Regions from separate parts of the Mus musculus genome. Here all the other regions are linked to region 2. A link is a loop called in an ENCODE intact Hi-C map of the cell type or tissue named here. Cell type or tissue: left cerebral cortex. All regions are shown on one strand. Region 1 overlaps Gm39880 (a long non-coding RNA gene). Region 2 has its middle 49 kb from the start of Gm13816. Region 3 has its middle 30 kb from the start of Slc35c1.

Region 1 (2,500 bases), 120 kb after region 2:
GCTGGGAGCAGCAAGTGTCTTAAACTGCTGAGTCATCTCTCCAGCCCCTAGCATTTTTTTAAAATGTGGGTCCTGGGATTGGACTCAGTCCTTACCCTTACAAGATGAACACTTTACTGACTGAACCATCTTCCCAGCTCTTTAGCACGCTTTGCCAACAGCCATGTGGCTTTCCAAGGAGGCAGAGAGAATGAAGTTCCTATGTTTCTCTACTCACAGGCTTTTCCTCTGCCTCCTGTTTTCTTTGAAGCTGGGAGAGAACCTGCTGTCTTGGGACGGGGTAATGATACAGAAACCAAGAAGGCAAAGCCAGGTCCTTTGGGCAGCAGCAGCTTGACTCTTGACTGGATCTCTTCTTGGAATTACTGGCATCTGGAAAGATCAGGGGCTGATAGAAGCTGATGGTGGGAAGAGGAAAAAGGATCAGGGATGAGGGTGTGGGATCATCCCCAGAAAGTGAGAGGAGGTGACAGCAGCCAAGGTATTCAGGGGGGAGGGGCAGAGACTGGCTTTTCCCATTGAGGCCAGTGGTGGCCAGTGGTGCCCTTACCAGCAGTGTGGACACTGCCCACCCTTGTGAGAGAGACAGCTGCCCTTCCAGGTGAGGATGGTTCCTGTTCTCCATAGGTACAGAAGACCGACATGAGTGATCCCCAAGTAGAGTATCCTTTGTCTTCCATGCTTCCATTCCCAATGGGGACAGATATAAATAAGCCCAGAATGCTGTCTGCGGAGACCATGGTGGACAAGTTACTCCTGTACAGCTTACTCTGGTGGCTTTGTTATAAAGGAAGGTTCCAGATGCAGAGACAATGAGGCTAGATCCTGCTTGTGCTGTGTATTAACTGTGTGGTCTCAGCCAAGTCAGAGTCTCAGAGCCTCAGTTTCCCCACCTGACCATGAGGATCCTGAAGTGTTGGGAATTCAGCTTGTGACCTCAACTCTTAAAGTGCTGGATAAATATTAGCTGTCGTTCATTCGAATACAAATGAGATTTTTATCCCCTTTGTCCAAGTTAACTTTAGATAGGGTTTTTTTTTTAAGCATACTTTTATTACTTTCAAGAGCACACAGTGACACCTATTGGGTGACTCCGGTATTGGCAGGAACGTGGGGATGCCTGTGACAGTCAAGGATGACAAAGATAATCTTCTGCATGTGAAGAGGAAATAGCTGGGATGAGAGCCTCAGCACTGAACAGCCAGTTTGTAGCCTTTGGAAGGTCAACGATGCAGACGTGTTAACAGGACTTCCACTTTACAAATGAACATACTGCCTTGCTATATCACCAAAAGGACTTAAGATTTTTTCCCAAGTTTTATATATATCTATATAAACTATGATAGTATTTCCTAAAATATTTGTGAAAACTTAATGATACACATCTGTAATTGTATTGTTCTACATTTTATTGAACTTCTTGAGGTTTCATTTCATGATGTAACGACCCTGAAATAGCTCAAGTGCATAAACTACTGATGTAGTGGTCTACTGTATATAACATCTAATACATAGTACAGCCAGTCACGAGAGGTTTCGTTTGGTTAATGGAACATTTAAGATTTGTGTCTTGAACACTTTGCCAAATTTTACATCAAATGCAAAAAAAAATAACACAAGAAAATGAAAAAAAAAAAAGACATCTCTCTGCATCTGTCTTCAAAGGCGCTTCTCGGATACTGGAAGGTTTGTCTGTCTGCATGGCTCCCATGAGGCGCTGTGACTTTTATTTGCTGATGGGGCTCTTAACTGAGCTCCAGTGCTCAACCATGAGCCTGATTATCACCGACCTGGCACAAAAGAGGAGAGAGATCTTAGAGAAGGCCCAGTCCACAGGCATGGTCAGAGAAAACAGAGACTGAGAGCCCAAGGACTGTCCCCTTAGTACAGAGCAGCAGAGAACCAGGCACAGAATGGTTCACAGCCTGGATGATGGTCGCCTGGGGTTCTTGAGTCACCCACCCAAACCCTGGGTTACCTGCTTCTCCACAAGGTCTCCTAGAGGCCACAACAGAAGATTCCTCCATACCCACTGAATTCCATGCATGCCTTCCTCCCAGAAAGGTACAGTTATCAGTGTGGACATGGCTGCCCAGAGAGACCATACTTTCCAGCCTGAGATTCCTAACAATGGGATCTGAGCAGAAAAGGTGTGTGCCTCATCCAAGCCAGTGCCTTTAAGACAACAGGTCTGTTTCTGTCTTGCTTTATTTTCCCCTCTGCCTGCCTATAGCCATGGCTGAACCCAGACTTAACTATAGAGACACTGCTAACTCCCTAGGGGACGACAAATGTCCCTAAACCTCCAGATGACTCTGCTATTCCTGTGGAGAAGGTGGCCTTTGCAGAGACACAAAAGCAGATCTCTACTTGTTATGGCAACTGAGTTAAATCCATAGAGAAGGTATAATGATGGATGAATAACCTCCTTAAGGTGGTATGCCACAGCAGCCTTCTTGGGGAAAATGCTGTTTAACTTTGGAACTTGACTGAAAAGGGA
Region 2 (2,500 bases):
ACAGGATACTTTCTACGTGCTAGACCAAAGTGTGGCACCACGGTGTGCTTGCAGGGGAGGAAGATGATCTCTTGGTTACTAGAGTAAACAACCAAAGAGCCTACCCAAGGTCATCCACTGGACAAAAGGCAAAGCCAGGCCTGGGACCTAGGGAGTGTGACATCAAGGTGGCATGCTGTTCACTGTCTCCAAACTTTTCAGAGAGCATAGAGAGTATGCTGGGGGTGGGGAGGGCATGACTTATTCACTTAGCCATTCACCTCTTTGGTACTGGTTATTTAAATGCTACCAGGCATGAAAATATGGCTGAACCAACTCCCTGCCCTCATGGAGCTGTACCTTGGAGCATCCCTTTCTGACCCAAAGATCAAGGGATCCTTTGCTTGTAGAAAATGGGGAGTTTGGAAATGGAAGAGGTTCACGGGGTTCCCCAAGGATCAAAGGATCTGGAAGTTGCCATCCTGGAGTGGGCCCCTGGATTTTTCAGAAAGCCTAGTGGACCTGTTAACCTCTTAGGTGCCAGTTTGGGGTGCTCAGGGTGGAGCAGTGAATGAGAGGTGCCCTTGCTCGGAGAGAGAAGCATCTCTTAGCTGTTCCTGCTCCAGAAAGCTGGGGCCCCAGCATGGGGACAAGGACTCCAGGAGCACACAGAGGAGGTCCTATATATAGAAGAGCTTGAGGGGAGGCCACAGTCATTCTAAGTCACCCATGGCCCTTATGGCACCCAGTTTGTGTCACTCCAGATGGACATTAGGATCCATAGGTGATATGGAGAATAGCACAGAACATTCACTCTGGTCTCACCACTTTTCAGAGACCCAAGCTTGCCCACTACATGCCTGTCACACAGTCCCAGCTTCTCTGGACTATCTCCAAGGGACAAGAATCTCATTTGCTCCAGCAAGTGTCTGTCCCCAAGCCTTTTCTTACTTTATAAGCTCACAAAACTCATATATCACCAACCACATGGGGCCAGCATATGCTGGGCTCTGTGTTCTGGGTGCATGAAAACCTGGTGTGGCCTTAGGCTGCTGGGCAGGAAGGCAATGCTGTACAAACAGATGGACAAGACTCGGCCTGTCAGTCAGAGAAGCTGGGTCTGCCCTTGTACTGGCTTCCAGCAAGTACAACTATTTATAAAAGATGAAGTGTGCCAGCCTGAGACATCTGCTCCCTCTGCTGGCATGGTCTGTGCTCACCAAAGGGTCCTAACTTAAACTCCAGGAGCCACATCAGCCCCATCTCTGCTCTACCTAATCCCCAAATGGACCATCTTGAGTGGGATGGTGGAAGATGCTGTTTTCTTTTTCAGACCAGGTTCTAGGGAAGAAGGTGTTTCCTGGGGCAGGTGACACAAAGCCTTGCTGTCTCTCAGAATTGTACTGATTTCATCCTATCTCTTTCTGAGCTGCTCTCTGGCTACTGGCACCTACATCTCCTCTGACCAGCAATGCCCTGGTGGCAGTGACTAGGATCCATCAGCATGTACAGCCAGAGGCACAGCACACAAGCCTAGAGCTGGCAGTGGAACATTCTGGAACAGATGCAGAGACAGGGCTTAGCATCCTTCCCCAGGGGATTTCTGAGCTAGTCTCTTCTCACTTAGCAAATGGGATGGGAAGGAAATTTGCTCTTCAAGGTGGTGAAAATATTCCCTGTCATCCAGGGTGAATGTTTCACTGTTATGTGAGTGACTGAGCTCTGAGCTTGTGCTGAACTGGATGAAATAGAACAATATGTCTGAAGACCTGGGCTCTCCACTGCACTGCAAGGTGTCAGGAGCTGGGGCACTGAGGTCCTATGAAAGTCTATGATTCATCACCTGTGCCACTCTTTCTTGTGACGATGACACCTGTGGGCCTCTCTCAGGGGCTGCTGAGAAATCTATGTGGATCAGTGATGAAGGAATTGTCCCATGCTTTGAATTTTATACAAATAGCAGCCAGGCCTGGAGTGACCAGGAAGTGATGCTCCTGTGTAAAAGGACAGGTCCATGACAGATCTAGAAAGATGAAGTAAGGGCCAGGGGATAGCTCAGTGGATAAAGGCCCTGGCCTTGAATCCCAACAACCTGAGTTCAGTCCCTGGGACCTGCATGGTGGAAGGAGAGAACTGACCGCTGTGGGTTGTCCTCTGAGCTCCATATGTGGGCCATGGCATTCACACCTCCTTCCATGCAAGAGATGTCAAGCTGAAATGGCTCTGTGCCTACGAGCTTGATTCTGCTTCCCACTTTCAGTGGCCTTCCCAGCACGGAGCACACTGCTCTTCAATGTGGGTTTTCTTCTCTGTAAAATGGGAACTGGATAGCATTGCATCCAGAAGGCATAGCTGGGAAGCCAGGTTTTCTGGTGATGCCATGTGAGGTCAACTGAGCTCATAGGATACACTCACCACCACCTGTTGGCGAGGACCTAGGACAGCTCTGGCAAGCAAGTGAACTTGCCACATTGTTGCTCCCTTGATTACTCTCTACCTTATTGTTTTTGAAGCAGAGTCT
Region 3 (2,500 bases), 200 kb before region 2:
TTGCCTCCCATACAGAGGCTGGCCCCCCTGCTGGAGCATGATGGCTCCCTCCCCCCATTCAGGTCTAACGGCACAGTTTCTCCTGGAAGACAACAGTTAGTAGTAACCATTTATCTTCCTTTTGCCAGGCAAAGCCAGAGGAGAGAACCCTACCACTGTCCTGGCACCTACCGACCTCAGAGGTTGCATTATATAAGGAGTATGTTGGATTTCCTCAGCCAACCAGGCTGTGAGGAGGGCCTCTCCTTGGCCTATAGGGGGCGTCCTAGGCCAAGTAGGAGTACAGGGCCTCAGGAGGGGTGCTACCAAGAGTGTGCTACACTGCTAGGACTGATGCAACACAGGAAGGAATTCTCTTGTATCCTCAAGGGATGGATTCTTGACTCCCATGAATATCTGAAACCACTGACAATAATGAACTCTATGAATGCTATACTCTTCTTCTCTATATACATAGTTGTGGTAAAGTCTAACTTATAAATTAGATACAGAAAGAGACAACAATAATGAATGATGAACTAAGATTGCTATATCAAGTAAAACAAAGATTATTTAGACATAAGCTGTGACACGATAATGTTTATGAGACAACTAAGTGCCTCAGTGTGGCTGCACTGAAGAAAACACAGACCCTATAATACTACGTGTATGTATGTGTGTGTGTGTGTGTGTACACATATAATACTATGATAGTCGATTAGATGACAGAGATAGCTAAGTGCCTAAAAGGTACTGTATACAGTGTGGATATAGTATATAAAACATAAGCCCTGGAGGCTGGAGAGATGGCTTAGTGGTTAAGAACTAACTTAACCACTGCTACTGCTACTCCAGAGGTCCTGAGTTCAATTCCCAACAACCCCATGGTGGCTCACAACCATCTGTAATGGGATCTGATGGTCTTTTCTCGTGTGTCTGAAGAGAGTGGCAGTGTACTCATACACATAAAATAAATAAATAAAGCTTTAAAAACTGATTATGATAGTAAACTTAATAAAAGTCATGGCTAAGTACCTAGTGGGCAGGTAGTATACAGTATGGGCACGCTGCATATAGCATAAGGCTAGTGATACTGTGGAAATCAATCCCATGGCAGAAACAGCGGTGTAACTAACAGGTGGGTAGTGTATACAGTGTAGATACTCTGAGCAAAGGTTGAGAGAGTGGGGCAGGATAAGATTCCATGTTCCTACTTAGAAATCTCAAGATGTTTGAAACCTATCAAGTGTATATTTCTGGGATATTCCACTTGCTATTTTGAATTGCATCTAGCTACAGATAACTGAACCTTGGAAAGCAAAACCACGGGTGAGATGGGCTACTGTAACACAATCCCAAGTGCTGCAGACAACTGAAGTGTATTCCTTCACAGTCTGGAAGCTGGAAGCATGATATCCAGGCGAGGGGGTTCTTCCATTGCAGTTTCTCAATAGGAACCTAGCCAGCGTTCTCTCCATAGCATCTGCTGGTTACCATAGCATCTGCTGGTTACCGGAGATGCTCAGTGTTGTTTGGCTTGTAGATCTCTGTGGCCATTGACATAGGGGTCTCCGAGTTTGTGCATGTGTGTTCAAAGGCCTTCTTGCAAAGACACCTGCCACCAGGTTCCATTCTACTGCAGTTTGACCACAGCTTAGTTACACCTGAAAAGATCCTCACCCCTTTTCCAGCCCCAGTTATCTGCTGTGATTGCAGAGGGACCTGAACCCGGGGCGAACACCACTCAGTCTCATACCGAAGATAACAGCCAGTGCTCGGCTGATTTTAAAAATCCCTTATTCAAATCGCAGGATATGTTGACTTTTTTTTTTTTTTAATTTCAAAACAGTTTTAGACCTGGAGGAAAGTCAGTGAGGTTACAGAGCGAGTGACTTTCACTCAGCAATAGTGCTTTCTCCATCCTTTCTTCCTTCTCTAACACCTCATGTCATCAGAACACCGTGACCCAAACCAAGGAAATCGTCTGGGTGTGATGCCATCCGTGAATGCGCAGACTTTATTCAGATCTCACCGTCTTTGCTATCAATGGCCCTTTTCCCTTCTGGGATCCAGGCCAGGATTCAGGCAGCAGGCAGTGCTCACAGCTCCGATCTGCTCTGGCAGGGCCTTGGCTCTTCTCTGGCATGACCTGGACCCTCTGAGAGGGCACTGGTCATTTCTGTTATGAAAGATTCCTGCGTGGGTTTGCCAAGATTTTCTTCAATGTCAGGTTGAGATCATGCGTGTTAGGTGTAGACACTCATCTCTGAGGTAACACGCCTTCTGTGAGGCATGTGGGATCGGCCTTGTCTTGGAGATGCTGACTGTGGGTCTGGGGAGGCATGTGCTGGGCCCTCCCTGGCATTTGACTTATTTTTCCCTTGGCAGTGAATACTGACGTCAGAGAGGAGACTGGAGACGATCCAGTTTGATCCAGTTTGTCAGTTGAAAGTTTTGTCCTCAGGGAGCTAAGTGTCCCCACCCCAGGTGGCCTTTATACTCCCCCACTCTCCACTAAGTG

The links. Peaks named below come from ENCODE experiments on the same cell type or tissue, not always from the same donor. Only the 100,000 strongest peaks of a DNase experiment are listed, where the experiment ranks them.
Region 1: a loop joins it to region 2, with 4 times the contacts of the local background. A loop is called at or near these places in 7 of 42 quality-filtered maps.
Region 3: a loop joins it to region 2, with 3.0 times the contacts of the local background. A loop is called at or near these places in 12 of 42 quality-filtered maps.

Annotation. Positions count from the first base shown.
Region 1 is chr2:92,810,082-92,812,581 of GRCm38, forward strand. All of the region lies in intron 1 of Gm39880 (a long non-coding RNA gene), which reads left to right. Gm32413 (a long non-coding RNA gene) reads left to right here. Exons shown (of 2, transcript XR_374794.3): 2 at 1,107-1,638. Among named protein-coding and RNA genes, the nearest start is that of Gm32413, 4.4 kb to the left of the region's middle. In left cerebral cortex, a CTCF peak has its summit at 1,086; DNase peaks (open chromatin) are centred at 98, 1,081, 1,791 and 2,470; H3K27ac peaks cover 1,511 bases.
Region 2 is chr2:92,691,680-92,694,179 of GRCm38, forward strand. No RefSeq gene overlaps it. Among named protein-coding and RNA genes, the nearest start is that of Gm13816, 49 kb to the right of the region's middle. In left cerebral cortex, a CTCF peak has its summit at 1,193 (motif pointing left); DNase peaks (open chromatin) are centred at 1,089, 1,505 and 2,155; H3K27ac peaks cover 2,500 bases.
Region 3 is chr2:92,488,646-92,491,145 of GRCm38, forward strand. No RefSeq gene overlaps it. Among named protein-coding and RNA genes, the nearest start is that of Slc35c1, 30 kb to the left of the region's middle. In left cerebral cortex, a CTCF peak has its summit at 250 (motif pointing right); DNase peaks (open chromatin) are centred at 1,423 and 2,136; H3K27ac peaks cover 471 bases.